2 separate regions of the Mus musculus genome follow, and region 1 is linked to region 2. The links are chromatin loops, found by intact Hi-C in ENCODE. Cell type or tissue: heart. All regions are shown on one strand. Each heading gives the region's core, and the rest is flanking DNA. Links, peaks and the distances in the headings are about the cores only.

Evidence for each region. A loop is a pair of places that touch in the nucleus more often than their neighbours do. Peaks named below come from ENCODE experiments on the same cell type or tissue, not always from the same donor. Only the 100,000 strongest peaks of a DNase experiment are listed, where the experiment ranks them.
Region 1: it touches region 2 in a loop (7-fold over the local background); 5 of 42 quality-filtered maps call a loop at or near these places.

Annotation. Positions count from the first base shown.
Region 1 is chr9:27,104,572-27,115,069 of GRCm38, forward strand. Jam3 (junction adhesion molecule 3) reads right to left here. Exons shown (of 9, transcript NM_023277.4): 2 at 1,778-1,843; 3 at 936-1,049. Among named protein-coding and RNA genes, the nearest start is that of Jam3, 46 kb to the right of the region's middle. In heart, for the core only: CTCF peaks have their summits at 1,733 (motif pointing right), 5,012 and 7,323; DNase peaks (open chromatin) are centred at 4,100, 5,100 and 6,330; H3K27ac peaks cover 1,522 bases.
Region 2 is chr9:27,186,132-27,196,629 of GRCm38, forward strand. No RefSeq gene overlaps it. Among named protein-coding and RNA genes, the nearest start is that of Jam3, 36 kb to the left of the region's middle. In heart, for the core only: a CTCF peak has its summit at 1,553; DNase peaks (open chromatin) are centred at 5,520, 6,010, 6,960 and 7,380; H3K4me3 peaks cover 1,174 bases; H3K27ac peaks cover 1,743 bases.

The DNA of each region.
Region 1 (10,498 bases), core at 1,414-9,413, 82 kb before region 2:
ACCTGCACAGGACCTCCTCTTTCGCCTTCCCTTGCTGCCAGATGGAAAGTAACATCCGACTCCGCCTGCCATCCCTCAGCACAGCTGGTCCTCCTTGCAATTCTCCCCTTGCATTTCCAGTGGCGCTACCTCAGCTCAGCCATTGTGAGCAACCCCTCCCACCAGACTCTGCAAAGGCAATGTGATCTGGCCCTGCTCGGAGCTGTGATCACCTCCAGTCTCTGTTGCTTCTCCTAGCACCTCTGATGGGTAGTGTCTGCTGTCCAGACACCCCGTGCACTTCCCGTCTTCCTCATCGCCCTCTCAGCCAGGTTCTGGTGACAGCTCTTCTCAGAAGCTGAGCTCTCACATATGTGTCCATATGTAGCATTCTTTCCTGCCATTACATCTCTCACCATGCAGCGCTTGCTATCTTGTAGACTGCCTGAGCACTCTGCAGCCTACGTCCTGACGCCTGGCTCTCAGTCCCCTCCTCGTCCTCCTCGCCATCCTATGGTAGCTTATGTTACTACTGCCCCCAGATACTGTCCTGCTTCAGGTCAGAGTAGGGAGGCCCCAGGCCTGACCCTGGACACAGTGGAGCTCAATCCTGTGTGATACTGCTGTGATAATCCCTTTGGGCACCCCTCACAGTATGTCTGTCGTAGGCCAGAACAACATGGCTAAAGAAATGGTTTGCTGTGATTTCTCAAGCAATATGTACAGAGATCCAAGTCCTTACTAAGGAGCTGGGATTTGTTGAAGTTGCATTGTAGAGGTACAGGCAGGCTCAAAATATCAATACTAAAATTGAAATTTTCTCCAACAATAAACTCAGAAAGTCAGAGCAGTCCTAGCCACAGGAACAGGCTAGCAGTCTGGGGAAATGTTACTGTAAATAAATTCCACAACCTGCAGACAAAATAGGAATAGTGCAGAGGACAGTGGGCTCATACCTTGAATCTTGTTGTCAAAATACACATATGTGGTTTGGCCATCTTGGATTTTCTTCCATTCAATCCTAGGGTCACTTGTCTGTGAGTCCGTAATGATGCAAGACAATTCCACACCTGGAGAGCAATGAGAGAAAGATAAGCTTAAACTTATAAGCTTAAACTTTCCAAGATGAGTTTCTGCCAGAAAAACCAATGAAAACATTAGTAAGGATTTCACTACAGAGAGCACACCTTCCCTTAGACACCTGCATCTATTATATGAGCTTTCTTTGTTGTATAGATACAAGGATAGGCAGGAAACAGATGACAGCCAATGTAACCTGCAGAGTGTGTTGCTAGTCTACCCAACACAACAGCCATCCTGAACATTCTTGGCTAGTCCATACAGGGAAGTAGGGGCTGGAGGGCCGGCTCAGTGGCTAAGAGCACTGACTGCTCTTGCAGCTAGCAGTTCAATTTCCAGCACACAACTATCTATACTCCATCTCCTAGAGACCTGGGGCCCTCTTCTGACCTCTGCAGTATCCTCCTGTGTACATAGGCTCACAGTCACAAATAAATATTTTTTAGATGATAATAGACAGGGTGTGGTGGTGCACACTTTTAATCCCAGCACTTGGAAGGCAGAGACAGACAGACAGACCTCTGTGAGTTCCAGGCCAGCCTTGTCTCTATAGTGAATTCCATGTCAGCCAGAGCTACACAGTGAGATCCTATCTCAAACAAACAAATATATAAATATATCAATACAATAAACACAATAGAACAGGTGCTGGGTTGGCTGCAGAGCTACCTAGTGTCCACTAGGGGGCCCCATCCCTCTCCATGTTTCCTGTACTTACTTTCAAATTCATGTACCACTGGGTTTCGGTTGCTGGATTTGAGATTCACTGCCTCTATCATGCAGCCTAAAGGGAAAAAAAAAAAAAAAAAAAGTAAAATCAGACAGCCCCATAACAGCAAGAAACTCTGGGTGGAGGCCACAACTTTTCCTTCCATGTAAACGTGGATGTCCATCACAAAACACAGGGTAAACAATAGTTGATATTTCCTTTGTTTCTCATATTCTAGAAGAACTTAAGGGAAGAGCTTTGAAAGTAAAAAAAAACACCCATTATTAATACTCATGGCAGCAAAGAACAGCACTAACTAAGACCCAGCAAGCTTTGAACAGAGTGACTGTTGTGTGTATCCTAATGGGCCCCGGTGTAGCCTCTCTGCTACAGCTACCCTGGGTAGGCTTCACAGGCATGTTGTTTGAGACAGGGTCTCTCACGGTCTGGAATCCCGGATTAGGATTGAATGTCTGGCCAGTGACCCTCAATGATCTACCGGCACTGGATGACTGATGTGTGCCACCATACCTGCCATCTGACACAACTCTAGAGACCTAACTAAGGTCTTCAATGCTTTCAAGGCAAGCGTCCTATTGACCAAATTATCTCTCTAGCCTATATTTTATTTTTAAATGGCACTTAGTGTCTTAGGTTGGGTTTCTATTGCTGATAATGCACCATGACTAAAAGCAACTTGGGAAGAAAGGATTGATATTATCTTACAACTCTTCACACTCCATCACTGAGGGAAGTCAAGGCAGGAACCTCAGGCAGGACCAGAAGCAGAAGCCATGGAAGAATGATATTTACCGGCTTCTTCCTCATGGCTTCCTCAGCCTGCTTCCTCAGGACCACCTGGCACCACCCACAATAGGCTGGGCCCTCCCACATCAATCATTAATCAAGAAAACACGCCCCCACACTTGCCACTGCAATCTAACGCAGACGTCCCTGTGAGTTGTTGGTCATAAAGGCCTCAGAGGCTCTAAAACCAGGACAGGCCACTGCCACTGCTCTTGGTTGTCCACTAACCTGACGTAAGTCCAAATTGATAAAGATACTATTGGCTTTAGATGCAGGATATCGAGAAATCAACTCAAACTGACCAGGAAACTAGCTTACACTGTTGCCAGAAGGTGCTGTGTAGGCTGCTAAAGAGAGAAGACATCAATGGCCTGACCCAGTGCTGGACACTGCATGCTACAATATTGACCTGCTGGCAATGCATGGCCACTGGTGCAATAGTGGTGTGACTGTTAGCGAGCAACCCTAATCCACGGGAAGTATTTCATGTCTGGTACTAGGAAGTTGGTCAAAAGCTTCTGGCTTGGGGATCCTCTAGCTGTTGCTTTGCTGTCAAACTGCTTTCTGAAGATTGATGGTTTTGTGCACAGACCTGCGCTTCTCTCCACCTTGGACAGGGAAGCTTCCTTTCCAAGTGCACAGTTAGCCCAGACTCATAACTGCTCCGAGGTATAATGAATGAACCGTGCTCAGCTATGCAAGCATCATCCATTGCAACTTCCCACCAGCCAGAGCTCAGGGAACTTTGCAAAACAAGACGGAAAGAACACAACAAACGGGATGGAGAGGAGAGATGTGAAATGCTCACTTCTGGACGTGCCGTAGCTGTTGCATTCATCGACTCACGGCGTTCGTGGTTGCTATTGTGCCGGTAACCAGCACAAGATCAAGCCAGTCAACAAATGCCTATGTGGCTGAGCGAGGGCCTAAGGAAGGCCCCACTTCTTTCAGAGGAAGTAATGGCAACTGAAGTCTTCTAAGCGAAAAAGAGTCAAACTTTCTATGCAGATGCTGATCGGTTGCTCATATTACACTGGATGTCCACACAGTCACTCATGTGCATATGAAGAGCACTAATGTAACTAGTTATTAACAACAACAACAACAACAGGGAAGACAAGAAGCTGCAAAGGAGAGTGTAGGAGGGGATGGGGTATTGGGAGGAGGTGGAGACGCAATCAAAACATTATATAAATGCATGGAGTTTTCAAAAATAAAATATTTTTAAAATAATAAATAAAAAGAAAGAAGCGAGGGGCTAGGAGTGGTGGCGCAAGCCTGTGACTCAGTTTGAGGCCAGACTATGATACATAGTAAGTTCAGGGCCATTTAGGGCTACTAAGTGAGACCTTGTCTCGAAAGCAAGAGTTAGGAGGAGATAATAAACACCTGGAAACCCCTTATCTGTGATCTGGCTACTTACTTCCCAAAGGCTAAAATGGTCCCCACACAAGGACATCCTACAATGCACCACCACAGGTTATTTGTAGCACAATGAGAGCAAGCAGAGAAAAGTTGACATCCGCATATCTCATCAAAGCAAACGAAGGGTCAGAGTTCCTCAGGTCATTTCCAAGTGTTCATATCCGCTGGTTAAGAAGCTAGCTCCAAGAATTACCAGCACCCCACCCTTCTGGATCTTATACCCATAAGGCAAATTTGTGCTTTCCCTGGGAAAGCAACAGTAGTCAGGATAAGGAATGTCACATGAAAATCCACCAGTTAAAGAGTGTAAGATGTCACATATGAGCAGCCAGTCAGGAGTGTGCAGAGCAGACCAGAAATGTGACCTAAACTTACAGACAGCATGATTTTGACAGGCACCAACTACAAACTACAAAGGTTTGCTTCTTGTAGATCAGCTGACTATTCTGCTAAAGGAATTATCCTACCTGCAAAGTGATGCTTATGGTAGAGAAAAGACCCAGCAAAGCCTGTACCCCTCAGTACTTTGACAGGCGATGGAGCAGGGCAAGGAGGCACACCGTGCTGCTGGGATTCTAATGAACTGCACCTCTGAGCATCACTGGGACTAACAACATTCTCAGCACTGACTCAGCCTCCCATATTCTCCAAGTAAAGACTACTGCATGCACTTCCCAGGCAGGGGACAGAGCCTACTGGCAACAAGCACAGGCAAGAATCGAGCCCAGGAGTTTGGACTTATCATTCCTACTTCATGATTTATTTTATTAATTTTCTTATAGAAAACAATGCTAAAAATCTACCCAGAAATAAAAGAGACAGCAACAGATCCACATAATGGAGATTTTATACTAAAAGAAAGACATGAATCAGACCCTGAAGTCTAAATTGATAGCCCATTGTTCTACAAAAGTCCCTTTTCAGACAAGTTTGCAAGGGAAGTGGCTTTAAAAAGGACTTGATGTGATGTGCAGTTGGCACAGTCCTCAGCAACCCAACAGCTCTCCCTCCCGCTCACGACATGGAACTGAGCTAAGGGGGAGGGCAGGGACCAGGCAAGGATGATAAGGCACAAGAGGAAGCGCTGTCGCTCTGACGTTCACGTGGCCTTCCTCGTGGCCAGCACCCAGAGCTGCTGTGTTCTCCACTTCCCCTTCCCTTTCCTTACCGGGAACAATTGAGGCACCTGTGAAAAGAACTGCAGTTTCCTCCTCAGTGTTGAGAGACCTAGAGACTGCCAGGGTCTGGGGCCAGGATGGCAGGCAAGCAATACGCCAATCCTTCACTTGCTTAAAATACCATTTCCCTAAGCCAGACTCAGAAAGGGATGTTTATGAATTGCTGGGGGGTGGACAGGGAGGTGGGCAGAGGCAGAAGGAGGGACAAGTGTGAGCCAAATCTACTGGCGTGCACAGATGAAAACACCACAGTGAAGCCACCATGCTAACTAACTAAGTGAAGGCAAGGACCACTGTCCAAGCCCTCACGCTCACGCGTGGAATGACTTGCCAAACATGCCTGGAGGTTTTAACACGAGGTGTTACCCAGGAAGCCTTGAGCAGCAACTCGTTCAGTGGAGCCAGGCCCCCATCTGTAGTTACACTCAGAAACAGTCTGTTGCCCAGCCTGGGACACTCATGCCTCCTCCTACCACCCCAGAGTGACTGGCTATAAAATGCTTCTACAGCCTCAAGCCAGACCAGCCAATAACATAAAATACTGCGGCAAGCCCAGACTTAAGCCATGACAGGTGCGGAACTGGAATGGCATGAGCTTCAGCCCTCACTCTTGTTAGCGCTGCAGTCCGCTCCTCTGCAGTCTGCTCGCTCGCTCTGGTTGAATGTTCTAAGGGTGTCACACACTCAAGAGAACTCAGTTCTAAGGGTGACTGCTCAGCATCTCGGTGCAAACTATGCATCTTCCTTCATTTTCTCTTCTTACTTTGAAATTAAAGCCATGCAAACCAGAGACTGGATCTACTGACTCAGGACTAAACCACTACAATAATGGGAGAAGGGGGCTCTATCTCTAACAGTGGCTCTATTTACCTACAGGGCCAGCAGCAAGAGGAGATCAGTAGGCTTAGTTTTTCATGGAAAATTACTTAACTGCACTTTATACCAATTACTATAAACCAGGATAAAATTTTTCTTTTAAAATTATTTCAGTCTACAATATGTTGTTGCTAAAACCTAGTTTATGTGTGACTGGCTCTCAGAGAATTTATATTTAGCTTTCTGGCACTCTGTTCACTTTGTCTCCTGCTCAAAAGAAAACTTTCCCCTCACCAGGACTCAAGCCGAGAATATCACGTCAGCACAGAGCACTGTGGGACTGTGCTGGCCCACTGGGGCTCACATCTAAATATAAAACAGCAACACGGGTTTATCCATGGACATTAACTGCGTGTTTACTGTTCAGAACAGAACACTTGCCCGTGCTTGTTCAGTGAAAGCCACCTTACAGAAAAGTATTTCCCTATAAAGCAGCATTTCAACAATGTCACAGCATATTAGCCAACTTTCCAGGAATTTAAGGGCAAGAATTGAGGGAGAGTGAACACCGAATGCGATTGTCCAGAACCTTCTACACATACCGCAGAACGTAAATCATTCAAAGCAGGTTCTGACCGACCACGGCACAGCTGGAGGAAGTCCTGCTTAGACTACGAATGTGATCAAGGCCAAACTAAATGGCAATACAATCTAACAGAGCCTTAGAAATGAAGTATAAGTCTACCTAGTAATACACGTGAGAGGACAGGATGAATAGAAGTCTTAGGCTAGCTTGGGATACAGAACAAAACCCTGTCTTTCTTTAAAATATTAAAAAAAAAAAAGGGGGGGGGTTGTGGTGGCGCACGCCTTTAATCCTAGCACTTGGGAGGCAGAGGCAGGCGGATTTCTGAGTTCAAGGCCAGCCTGGTCTACAGAGTAAGTTCCAGGAAACCCCCCCCCCAAAAAAAAAAAAAAAAAGCTGGGTGGTGTCACACACCTTTAATTCCAGCATTCAGGAGAGAGGCAGGTAGAGCTCTGTGAGTTCAAGGCCAGCCTGGTAAACACAGCAAGTTCCAGAACAACCAGAGAAACCTTATTATCTTGAAGAAGGAAAGGGGAAAAAGGAAAAAACACACACACACAAGGATCAGCCAAACAAGATAGAATTAAAAATAAATCTGGCTTGAATGGCTAATTTTATGTGTCAATGTGGAGGGTGCTTTTACAAAGCATTACTATTTAAACTGTGGAACTCTGGGTTCTCTGGTATCATTAGATCTTATCCTAAAATTGGCTGCAGATCTAAATAGACTGAAGAGCGCCCTCCCCATGTAGGAGGAAGTTCTTCAGCAAAATGTCTTTGGGCCTGGTGACATCACTGTCTGTCCAGGGTCACCAGGCTCCGGGGATGCACTGTACACTGCTAACATTTCAGCTTTCATAACCTCAACACAATTCCTTAGCATACCTCTTCTCTGGAGACCTGCTTCTCTGAAGGATGCTGACGTGCTAATGCTGTGCCTGTGGTACTTCTTAAAAGGATATCCTATGTTCACATACACTGTACACATGTGCAGAAGAGTTCTTTGAGGGACTCTCAGAGCACAGAGCCAGAGCCACGGCTCACCACATCCCATAAATCAGACGAGATGCTGTTTCTATTTGATTCTACTGTCTCCTAACTCAAGACACCAAAGATTTACTTTTTAAAAGATACTTTTATTTTTAACTATGTGTATATTTTGAGGTAGAAGGTGCACAGGATGCCTTCTGAGTCCAAAGAGAGCATCAGATCCCCTACAGCTAGAGTTAACAGTGACTTTGAGCCACCTGATATGGGTGCTGCCTGTCAAACTCAGGTCCTCTATAGGAGCAGTATGCATTCCTGATTGCTGAGCCCTCTCTCCAGCTCCACCAAAGATTTCTTAAGCACAAATATGATTAATATCAAAATAGTAAAACTGTCTAATAATGCCTGAGACAAAGGTGAGTAAAGAAATAGCCGCCCCGGAAAAAGTGACCACGCACACACACACACACACACACACACACACTCCTCTCCTTTCTCTAAGATGTTGCTTTGTACACTTGAAAGAGGTCTGGGATTTGTAAAGGGGAGGAGCTCTGTGTGCACTCACTCTATGAGGAAAGACCACGAGAAGAAAAGGGGTACCCGCATTACACACACTCTTAAGTACTTAACCAATGGGATGTGGCCTCTGCACTCCATCAGCACCAAACACTCTTCCAGGAAGAATGGAGGAAGAACAAAATACCAAGTAGGCCTGAGGACAGGGTCGGAAGGCAGAAAGGCAGAAGGGGAAACAGGAAGAGAAAGACTCCCCCAGAGTACTAGCCTACCTCTTTTTGTAATTGGTTGTTGGCCTCCATCCTTTTTAATCATTCAAAAAGTTTATACAACAACAAATGAGCTGGGCAGCATCCCTGCAAGAGTCCAGCTTTAGCTGAAACCAGTATAGATCTGTAATATGCTTAGGAGAGAGAGGGTAGTCAGCATGTTCGTAAGCCCAGCATCATCGGCTGCTAATAGCAGACTAATTGAAAGCTCAGAGAGACATCTTTTCCATGAGACTCATCTTGGAGGTACTGAGGCATGACAATGGTGATGACTAAATATACAGCACGTGTCAATGTATATTCTTACTCTGTAGAGCATCTCACCTGCAAATACATCACCCCTAACACTAACCTGACTGGAAGCCTTGCCTGGTGCGACTCTGTGAGCCGGTCCTGTAAACACTACTTGCATGTCATTACAAATTCTGGTATCAGAATTCCAAGACAAGAATATGTGCTCTTATGTGCTACAAAGAATCTACTCAATTTAATTCAAATGGAATATATTCAATTCGATTCAAGTATATACCAAGTTATATTTGCATTCCAACTGTATAAACTGTGCAATAATCTTCCATCTTGCTTACACTCTCCAAGGCCCTGTCTGGCTCTGCAGCCTGAGGAGATGCACAGAAGCGGCCTTAGCTGCTGTTGTCACGGGCAGGGGAGGAGGATGGGCCTACTTTAGGTGGAAGTGGAGTCTCCACTTCATGCTCAGAACCACTGTAAAGAAGGGATGAGATTTCTTTATCCCATTGTCCTAGCAATAAGAAACATATTCAAGCTACAGGACTTTCAGCTTTAACATGTTAAAAGAAAAATAAACATGGTCTAAAAGCATCCTGTGTAACTGAAACTGAAGAACCAGGAAAATTAAGAATGGTTTTATGAAGAAAAAAAAAAAGAGTAAGTTCAATTCTCATGTGTACAGGCTAACTTCAGCTCAGTCCCACCAAAATAGGACAAAACTATACACTACCAAGAATTTGTCTATTACAGGAAAGACTTTTCTAACTCACTGCTACTAAGTTATATACTTAGAAATAGAGCAGCTTGGTTGTATTTTTCTCTCCTCGATGAATAAGAAAAATATTCCCAAGAGCTAGGTGGCTAGTCGGGTCCCTGTAATTCCAACTCTGAGCAGAGTGAGCTGAGAGCGGAGCATCAGAGAGCGGAGGTAAGGTCGGAATGCACAAGTCAGACACCTGTCTGCGCTGCACTGAGACCGTGCCTCACAAACGGAAAGAGAGCATTAAAGAAATGCATGTATATTCAGTGTATAAATTATACAAATATAGTATACAAATAAATGTCAACATGATTCAAAATAAACATTGTAGTTTTATGTGTAGTTTAAGAAAACAAGCAATTAGGAGTAACTACTATACTTTAATGCCATACATATAATCATGACTAAATATCTAAAGTTCACTGAATAAATAAATTCACAAGTACAAGAAAAAGGCAAGAATGAAAAAAAATATTTTTAAAGAGGTAGAAAAGAAAATGCAACCCACGGCACATTCGGAAGGCTGGGTCACTGCAACCAAGGGGATTCACAAGTATTAATGGTGGCAGGCTCCATGCTAAGTAAGCAGCAGCCTTCCCAGGGCTAACTCCCACTTGTTTGTTTTAAATGGCTTTGCCATGCGTAAGAAAGTGAGAGGTACTATTTTAGCAGGAAACATTTCAGACTCATGCTGAAGGTAACCATTCCAGCCCAGAATGAAAAAAAAAAAAAAAAGCAAGGGTTTCCTAGCGAAGTTACTTACCAGTAATTTCGGGTATCAAAGTTCAAAATTTAGTCCTGCCTAATCTACACACTTTTTATGTCCAAAGCCACTGTGAAAAAATGACCATGACATTGTCTCTGTTGATTCAGCTTAAACATATATACTATCCATGAAATAAATTACTTTAATTAAAAAAGGAAAAAATCAAGCTGGGCAGTGGTGGTGCACGTCTTTAATCCCAGCTCTTGGGAGGCAGAGGCAGGCGGATTTCTGAGTTCAAGGCCAGCCTGGTCTACAGAGTGAGTTCCAGGACAGCCAGGGCTATACAGAGAAACCCTGTCTCCAAAAACCAAAAAAAAGAAAGAATCAAAAGATGCCAGGAAGGATGACATAATGGGATTCCTGGAGTA
Region 2 (10,498 bases), core at 1,424-9,423:
CTATAACCCTGGGGGCTGGTATCCTTTCCCCCTCCTGCTTGCTGAAACAGGGCTCTGCTTCCACTCCTGGGTGCTTTGTTTCCATTTCAGGTAGCTTTTCCCTCCAAGACTCTAGCTGACACTAGAACAGGGTGGCAGGTCTCTTTGAGAATGCAATTTTGCCCCATTCTCTCTCCTTTTTGACTCCTCTTCCCACCTCCTCTGTCACTCCCTATCCCTGTCCCTGTCCACCTCCCCCTCTCTCCCCCTCCTCCTCCTTCTCCCCCCCCCCCCCTCGCCTCTCCATACCCTCTTTTCTCCCCTGCCTCCTTCATCCTGCCCTTATGAAATCTAAATGCACATCTGCTTTGGACACCCTAGGCTCCAAAGGTTTCACTGCACTTGCTGCCTTGTTCCTGGATCGCATGCTTTCTTGACAGCCTGGGTCCTCTACAGTGCTTGAGTTGGCTGGTCATCTTATCCCTGCTCCTTGGCAGAAGGCAGTCATGCAAAATCCAAACAGGTCGCTGGAGAGTATTTACCTTTTTATTTATTTATTTATTACTGAGAGTGGCTAGTGATGTGTTTATAAAAAGATAAAGAGAGGGGGGATATGTTCTATGGAGATGTAGTCAGGAATCGGGGAAGAGGGTGCCTCTGCGGGCTCATGCTGAGACATCACTTCCTCCTGAGGGACCAGCCACATGATGGTATAGTATAGAATAGAGTTTATTCAGGGCATGGGGAGGGGAGTTAAAAGGGAAGTATAGGCAAAGAAAGGCAGAGAGATAGAGATGGCGGAGAGGAGAGGAGAGGAGAGGAGGCCAGCCATTATTAGCACATGGAGGGAGAGGGGGGAAGAGACAAGAGGACACAGCAAAAGCAAGAGAGGAGCAAGAGAGAGAGGAGGGGGCCAGCAGCCCCTTTTATAGTGAGTCATGAATACCTGGCTATTGCCAGGTAACTGTGGTATGGAGCATACCTGTCTGTTGCCAGGTGACTGTGGGGCGGAGCTTAGACAGAATGCTAACAGCCATGACATGCATGTATCCAGCACTACAGGCTCAGCTATTAAGTGAGCCCTCATTTTTCTCGGTGTTACCCGCAGCATAATGACTCTGGGACCTTGTTTCTCTTTCTCGGTTCCTTTGTGTCTTTCTGAGCTGTGGTTGGCGCTGATGTTGGCGATGCGGCTCCGCTCCAGGCTTATTAACCTAGGCCCCAGTTCTGGCTCTGTGAGTTTGGTAGATCAATGTCTCTGTCTTGGAGCCTTCCTTTCTTCATCTGTCAGAGGGACTAACCATAACAGTGCCTGTGACTCAGGGTCCTTGTCACACGGTTAAACAGCAGCCGGTGTGTTATGGGCACATCAGTGTTGGATATCAGGGCCTGCCCCACACTGCCTGCAATTGTCCTGTGCTTTCTCTCCATCTCTGAAATATGCCCATGAGGAACTCCATGTCTTACCCAATAAAGCATTTGAAAAGCCCAGCTGAGATTCAGCTGTGAGAAAGTACAGCTTTGCCCTAGTCTTATCTGGTTTTTGCCTGTTGGGGAGGGCATGTATCTCTAGCCCCACCTTCTGTCCCTCCTGTCTGAGTCTTCTCCCGAGCTCTGGTCCAGCCAGAGCTAGCTATGGAAAAGGAGGTTATTTTTAGCTTCAGACAGAAGCAGCAGCTGTCCACCACCTCTCCGAGCTCATCTCAACACTAGAGGTTCCAGCTACTGTGGTCAAGACCTAAGGAGGTGAGGAGGGCTGGCCAGTCAGGTCTTGAGAACCTACATGGCTCTCTTCTGTCCCAGAAGGGGGCACTTTCTACCCCAGGATAAGCCTCTCTCTAGTTTGCCTCCTGTCCCCCGCTTATTAAGCCCCAGTGGCTTAGCAGCTGAGCTGCAGAGGATGCAAAGTGGGGAGGGAAGGGAGGGACAAGCAGAATTTATCCAGAGGGCTAACAGCCTGCACAGAGGTCTAGTGTGGTCCTAGCCCGTTTTAGAGCTCTTTTGCCAATGTGCAGACTCCAAGATGCTGAATTTTGCAGGCCTGTTCTGTTTGGGGTATTGGGTTCTAGCACAAGCTGAGCACATCTGTGCCATCTCCTAGGGGTTCTTCCTCTGCCTCTGCAGCAATAGCATGAATGCTGGACTTGGTTGTGGGTGCACTGCCTTGAGTTTTTCCATAGTGGTAAATAAGTCTTTGACAGTAGGTGAACAACCCTGAGACATAATATTCAATTACAAAATGATTGTTGAAAATATTTGTCATAGGTCCCCAAATGATGGTAGTTCTAGTGACTCTTGTACTCCAAGCAGTGGCCAAGGGAAGGGAAACACTAGGCAGATTAATCAATCCATCAATTTTTGTATTTGCACACATGATGGCTAGGTATTGGCCTAGGCTTAAGCTACCTTGGTAGGCAAGTCAACAGACAAGAACCCTATTCTTGAAGAACTTACATTCTAAAGTGAATGTATGCAAAAAAAACATATTCCCATAAAAAAAAAAGTTCAACCCTGAATGTTTCTAGATGCCTAGTTATTGATTGCTAAGATCAGGTTTCTCTGGAGCCTATCTTCCTGATGCTGTGAGGCAGCAGTTCTCAGCCTTGTTCAGGTAGCATATTGCTTTATAAATCAGTTAAAACTGTGAACCCCTCTCGGAAAACACATGGAGAGACCACACACTTGGAGACCTGCAGACAGTTGGAGGGGCTCTGCGTTCCTTTGCTGCAGAGTGGGAGGCTCTGCTCGGCCCTGCTCTGGTGCGTAATATATACTGCAGTTCCCAGCAAGAGCTGCGCAGCTGAATTTTAATCACAGCCATCTCCCAATGCAGATCAGGAGAATCTGGCTACTGCTGAACCATTGGAAACATTTCTAAATGCTACCAAATGGCAGACAAGAACTACAAAACTCCTGCACAGCTATAGTCATATGACCCCAAGTGACCTCTGGGACAGTCGCCAATTCTTTTCCCTTCATCAGAGGTCTCAATACTCTTACATTCTTATTGGAAAGGGGTGCTGGGGTCTCTTTCAGCTCTTCTGTACCCTTAGGCTCTGCCATGTGATCATATAGGTTTGTCCTAGAATGTGAAGGGGAGAAATTGAGCCCAATCGCAGATGTCCTTTGGCACGGGAAGAACCACCCCTCCTGTCCTGGAGAGAAGTCCCAGGTGCCCTCAGTGGCCACACTGTCTGTTCCTTGTGCACTCCTACCCTCTACTCTCTTTGTCATGGCTCCATCCTGCAGCTGCAGTGGAGGCACTGACTGCAGAGGCTGCCACTAGACTCAAGGAGTGAGCCATCCATCCCGTGATTAAAGCCAACATTGTCTTAGCTTTGGCACAGGTTGTTGACTTATAAGTTTCACTCCACAGGGAAAGGCTCAACACAGCTCAAACAGCTGAGGATGGAGGGCAGTGGGGCTGTCCTGTGGTGACAGAGGATAGCCTTCCCTGGCAGCTGGCCAGGTATGTGGGAATGCAGGAGTATCTACTTTCTCGAGACTCATGGCCCTGTGTGGAGTGAGCCACAGGGCTCTGATGAGAGCTGAGCTACCATTTCCCTTATTGAGGCACCACCTGAGAATCAGAGGAAGGCTAAGGTAGCCTGTCTGCTCCATAGTAACTGGATGCTTCTTCAGGGCTTTCACAGATATGGGTAGGGAGACTTTCTCCCATCATCCTCAGTACCAGACTTGGGGCCCAGCCATGGCTTCAATACACAAGTGAGGGCATAGGAGTTGTAAGTCTAAGAAACCCCAATATGGGGTTTCTGGCACCAAGGGGTTCAAGCCAGACAATCCAGGGGCCAAACAAGACCTGCTAAGGCTTCATCTCTCTTAGAGACTTTCTCCCCCCTCCCCCAGCATCTTCCCTGCCTCCAGGCTAGAATTGAAATGTTTTTAGCCACAATCATCTGTCTAGAACCAAGGCTTCTCCTCTGCTCTGCAGAATTGGGAGGGGGAGGGGAGTGAAGGAGGGGCCACAAAGGGGCAGAAGCTCTGCCAGATCTCCTGGGCTTGAATGCTCTTACGGGTGTATCCATAGATTATAAAACGTATGACGAAATCTCTGAGAACGTCACCGTAACGAGAGAAGCACAGGTGACTCTTCGGGAGGCCTAAGAAATAAACCCCTATGACTGGTGCTCTGCGGTGATCCCAAACACAAACCTGTGTTCATATCCATATTCTTGAACCTGTCTGTAAAAAACTCTCCCCTATGGTAGGTAACCCTGACAAATATTCATGGGCCGCGCTCACATCTCTACACAGTCATGTCCTTCCCTTTCTATCTTACATGCACATGCCAATGATACATGTCTTATAAAGTAGTTTTACCAAATTCATGTGTAACACCTTCCGGGACATCCCTATAAATAGTCGTAATATAGGTGTGCATGTAACACACATGCATACCCCAGTTGGCAGAAGCAGCACCTTCAGACAGTCTGAGATCACAGCGGACCACGCCCTTTCCAGACCACGCCCACTAGGAAGGCCACACCCCTCAATCTCTCTAAACCCTGCTGCCATCAGGGCCCACTTGTCAGGTGTTAGCCCACTTTATCACACAATTGTCCCACTTTCTTTTCTCATTCCTTCTTCAAGCATCGGTCTGTGGGTGGAAGCGTCTGTTCCCAGTCATCTTGTCATGTCTCTTCATTTTGAGCTAAGAATACGAAACAGAGACATGATTATATATTAGGTGTCCAGGCACCTGAGCTCTCAGCTGATTCATAATAAGCTATTTTGCTCACTTATTTTTGTATGATTTCACAAAACTTGCGAAGATTTTCATATCTGCTCAAATCCTTCCTCAGTTTACCCACTCATAAGAATTAGATCAAATTACTATTTTACTCAGGTCGAATTATTTTGTCTTCATAATGGCAGTATTATGGGACTTAAATCTGATGTAAAAGAAAGCAGCTTTGAGTAATACACACGCACGCACACACACACACACACACACACACATATATGACCAGTAGGACAATTTGAACTATAAAGTTCAGGGACATTTTCCTAGTAGGCTAGAGGTCTGGGGTCCAGGGCTCAATGAATCAAAGTAGAAAATTCATTCCCAGGTCCTTTTTTCTACCTCCCCCCCCCCCCCCACCATACATAGTATGACTTCAGATCTAGTATTTAGGCTAAGTAAGAATGCCCTGGAGTTGATCTGAGAATCTGCACTGGGGCATATAAGCTTGGCTCTAGACTGCTGCCTAGGGCTTACACCTGGGAAAGTTCCTTTCTGCTCTTGGGCTCTGGGACTATACCAAGCAGCTGAGTGCCTACAAACAAGAGACCCTGCAGTGTGGTGTTTCCCAGGACAGGCTAGGATGAGCATCTGTGCTACCCTGGGCAGGTCTAGTGTTGCTGAAGGCAATCCCCTAGTATCTTGCTAAATCAGGCTTAGGGAAACATAGTTTTGCCCATTCCAGGCATCCTAAAGCTCCAAGCACAGCGGCTAGTTTGGGTGAGGGGAGGAGGCGGGGAAGCAGAGAGCTGGAGCCAATGCTAGCTTTGGAGAGAAGCCAGCAGCTTGCGCAGGGCTGACTTGTGTCTGGCCCGACCTTGTAAGAGGTGAAGGCACAATGCTTAAGAGTGTGATTGGCTTTAGGACTTAGAGCAGGCTTATATTCAGCTCAGAACCTTTATTCCTTTAGCTCAGCACTGTCAGATCCACAGTGCTGTTTGTCTGATTCAGTCACTCCTCCCTTGGGACAGTTCTTAAAGAAATTCCCGTACTTGGGACACCCGGTACTTGGCAGCACACTGAGCACATGCAGTGGGAGGAGAGTAAGGCTGGCCTCACAAGAAACCTCAGGGCTTCCCCCAAATGAATATGGGAACAGTGAAGAACGAGTGAAGAAGACTCAGGTAAAGAAAGCCCTTTTCTGTAGAGATCTGGCTTTCTGCAAGGGTGATTCTAGGTGGCCCTCCTCCCAGGAGCGCTGCGGCAGCATCCGGTTTCTGGCAAGGTTGGCCAGGAAAGCTGGCCAAGAGGGTGGGGGTTGCGAGAAGCTGACTGGGTTGGAGGTGGAGCCTGCAAACTCCGCAAGGCAGCAGCCTGGCTCCACCCCTCTCCTGCCTGAAGCTCAAAGGGATGACATCACCCAGACTGAGGGCTCTAGCCTTGAAGGGCTTCATCAGCATCAGCGGGAAGCTGGCACCTGCAGGGCTGAAGGACTTCCTGAGCAGACACACCACAATTCTCTGCTTTTCTCGTGGATCATTTCAGACTTCATGGGTCTATGCTCTGGGGTCTTGGAGATGGCACCTGGCTATCCAAGCCTGGGGCAGTTTCCTCCGCCCAGATTGATCCATGGCAACAGGCCTAAGCACTCCTCCCCACCGTGCCAAGTGCTTCTTTCTCTTGCCAGCAAGCTGCTGTTCCATTTTTCTGAGATTCCACGGAGAAGGATTAGATCACGAATTCTGACCATGCAACATTTAGCCACAGAAAAAGCTGGTGTCCCTCTCCCTGCGGGCCCGTGTCCCCTCCCCCACCCCAAACTCTACTGGGTGCTTGTGTTGCCTGCTTGCAAAGCATATGCTTGGCTGGTTGCTTGGTGTCTGCTGTTTATCCGTCTCTTCCTACTTAACTTCTGTTTCTTCTTGGCCCATCTGGCTCCCTGGTACCTGTCTTTCACTCATACTGTGGCTGCACTGGATACTACATCCTAAGCCCTATCTGTCCCTCTGCCACCTTCCCTCCCAGAGCCTGGAGACTCTTGTCTACTTTGGGGTCACGTCTGAGAGAGAACCTCTGACCTTAGGTTTAGGACCACAGAGAGACTGACACATACACAGCAGAGAAGCCTGGTGTGTGAGTGACTGCAGGATTATCTCAAAGATCTCTGGGAGGGGATGAGGTGTGTCGGGAAGGAAGCATCATGAGAGTTACTTAGGTCTCAATAGAATGCTAGATCTTGAAGGATCCCTCCCTCTCTAGCTATTCTGAGCTCCCTTCCTATTAGAGGAAATCTTGGGGCAGGCGGGGGTGGGGTGGGGTGGAGGGATTGTCATCCACACCAAAACCCATTGATGTTTTCTACCCACTGGAGGGGGCTTGCACATAGCAGCCGTCTGTGCAGAATGAAGCCAGGGAAATCCAAACTTTTTTTGACCTAGGTTCAGTTCAACTTCTTTTTGCTCAGAAGAGGTTGTGGCCGTCTCTGGGCTTCATGGCAGGTCAGCCCTGGGAGAGAGGACTTCTGAGAAGACAGCTTAACAGCCCCGACTCCCGTCCTCGCCAGCAGTTCTGCAGGATGATCTCCCCACAGCTTTCTTGGCGCCAGCTCTTCACTGTGGGCTCACAGAGTCATTTGTCCTCTCCACAGTCCTCTCACCACAGTATACACCCTTGTGGTAGCTCACACTCACCCCTCCAACACAGCCCACTTCCTTCCTGGTGTGTCACGGGGTTGCTGTTCATGACTTTCCTGGGATTCAAGAGGCCTGGGGGATGGGGGGTGGGGGGAAGGAATGAAGATGGAATAGGTGGGTGGGGCCTAAGAGAGGATGGCAGAGGAGAGATGGAGCCCCCCCCCCCCCCCCCCCCCCCCGGCCAAGAGGGGCAAGGCTTGTCATCTGCCTCTCTAGACCCAGACTGCACCTCCAGGCTGAGGCTGGCTGCCCAGGAGGCTGCACTGGGCCTAGAGTCAACAAGGAGGCACACACTCAGGGACCACCAGCTGCTGCTCCTGTGGAAGCATCTGCTTCTCTCGGAAATCCATAGGGCTTGGCTGCCAGGCCTCACTGCGTGCCCACTCGGTGGCTCTGTTCTCTGTCTCTCTTGTTCCATCTGCCTGCTCTACCGGCTGCCTGGCTCAACTCCTCTTAGCCTCCTTATTGCTCTACCAGAATGCTCTCCCTTCATCCTTCTCCACGTCTCTGCCCCACCACATCTATGCACCAAGTATTAGAGCTTGGGTTTTGTCTTTGTCTTTATCCATCACTTGTTTCTTTCCAGTTTCTCCCATATTCGTATTCATACATATTCTCACCCTCCCCCCCTCTCTCTGTTTCCCCCTTATGCATATTCAGTGCTTCTTTGAAACGTCACTTCAATTATTCTACCTGTGAGAAGCCTAGATCGGCTTCATCGATCAAACGTCTTGGCCTCTAACTCTAGGAGCCTGTGTTAGACCACAGTCTAGACTGACTTAATGTTTGGAAGCCTACCTATGCTCTCTGAGAGCCATCAAGGCCCAGACTGTTCTGCAAAGATCCTTCCTCTGATGTGGACACAGCAGCCTGTCCATTGTGTTGGGCGATCGACTGTGAGGATCACAGGAAAGCCTGTCCACCTTGAGCAGGTGATGCTACGCGGATCACCTGCCCTTAAAGGCACCGGAGGAGTGCAGGCCTGTGAAGGAATCCAAGAGTAAGACTTTGTCATTTGGTGTTTTGATTGTCCATTTGTGTGCGCTCCGTCATCCCTGACAGCTCCCGCAGGAGGTTCATAAAATAAGAAAAGGTGGTTTCTCATGGTAAGTCCCTTAGCCAGTGTTTCCAGCACTGGAGCGACTGATCTAGAATCAGAATCTTGGTTTCTAGGCTCTCTGACTATGAGAAGCAATTGAATAGAGTTTAGACTCAGAAGGTTTTGAGTTTAGACTCAAGGTTGAGAGGGATAATAAACCAAGCAGATCTAGGCACAGCCCCCCCCCACCCCCCAACCCCCAGGAAAAGAGGCAACAATGGAGAAAGGTAGAGAGAAGAAGGGAGAAGGGAAGATTAAATAGGACAAGAGGGATGGAGCAGAAGGGGAGTTATAAATGGCAGACTCCTCACCTCCTGCTTGTGTATACCAGCTATGACCATGGCAGTAGCTGGGATGGGGCCGTTAAGCCTTCTTTTCCTCACACAGTATCTGATGTCATTCCTCCAGTCCCTGTAGCTTCTCGGTTTCTCTTCTTAGCATCCTGGACCCTTCTTCCTGCCTTATGTTTTGTTTCCCATCCTGATCCTCAGTCTCGTCCTGTGTTTGCTCCATGCACTTGATGTCCTGCTCCCTCTAATCTTCCCATCCCTGCACTTTCTTACTCCCAGTGTGCTTCCCCCTTAGCCAAATTCCCCAGCATTGCTTTCTCCAGAGGAGCCAGGGTTGGTCCAAGGAGGTCAGAAGGTGGCCAGGGGTAAACGACATGTCTTGCATCAGGGATGTTTTGTGCTTTCCTTCACCTCCCAATGACTCAAAGTCTCCAGCAGCCCTGTGCACCTCTCCTTCAGAAACACAAGCGATTGTAGGCTCACATCCATGACAGGATTGCCTTCTAGTGGCATAAACTCACTTGATTCCTTTCTGGGATCCTTTGCCAGCAATGAGCTGACGGCAGACTCCTCACCTCCCGCTTGTGTATACCAGCTATGACCATGGCAGCAGCCTGGAAGAGCCCTAACCCCTCCCCCATGCATACCTGCTTCCCCTAACCTAAGGCCACTAGCTGGTCACTCCTGAGATGCTTCTGGTTGTGAATCAGCTTGGCTTTTCTTCCATAACCTGGACTGTTGAGTTTTCACATGAACTTCTTAAGCCAACCTCTTAATTTTCTGAAATTTCATTTTTCCTTTCTGTCCAGAAAAATAAAAATTAGATTTAATCAAATTCTTCTTCTAAAAAGATTACTTTAAGCTGGGCAGTGGTGGTACATGTCTTTAATTCCAGCTCTGCGGAGGCAGAGATGGGCAGATGTCTGAGTTCCAGGCCAGCCTCATCTACAGAGTGAGTTCCAGGAATACATAGTGAAACTCTGTTTCTTAAAACAAACAAACAAACAAACAAAACCAACAAAAATAAAAAGAGATTAATTAAAAACATTCTGTGTGTGCATGAGTGTGTGTGTGTGTGTGTGTGTGTGTGTGTGTGTGCGCGCGCGCGCGCGCATCTGTGTCTGTGTGGGTATGACCATGTGAGTGTTGATGCCCATGGAGGTCAAAGGCATCATTGGTTCCCTTACAGCTGCAGTCACAAGCTGTTGTGAGCCACACAGAATAGGTTCTGGGAATGGGGCTCCAGTCTCCTGGAAGAAGAGCAAGTGTTCTTAACTTCTGAGCCATCTCCTCAGTAATCTCTTAAAAATGCACTGTGATTGAACTATCCAAAGGGCCCCAACATCCGGGTCACTTTGCCTCTCTGCCTAGACTTGGAGTGGGATGGGACAACAGAAAATCTTGTAGTCTCTTTGTTTATTTTAAGAAAAATTATATTTTTATTAATTATTTGGGAAAGTATTTTGGGGGACTGAAGAGATGGCTCACAGGTTAAGAGCACATAGTCTACTCATTCATACATAAAAATGAAATAATTTTTCTTTAAAAAAATGAAGAATGTATTTGGGTCATCTTAGTACCTCTGCCAAATCGCCTCAGATGCACCCTACCTCTCATATATATATGACTATCTATCTATCTATCTATCTATCTATCTATCTATCTATCTATCTATCTATGGAACATGATATATATGTCCCATTTAGGGCTGAGAACTCCAGTTTCTTTTTTTCCT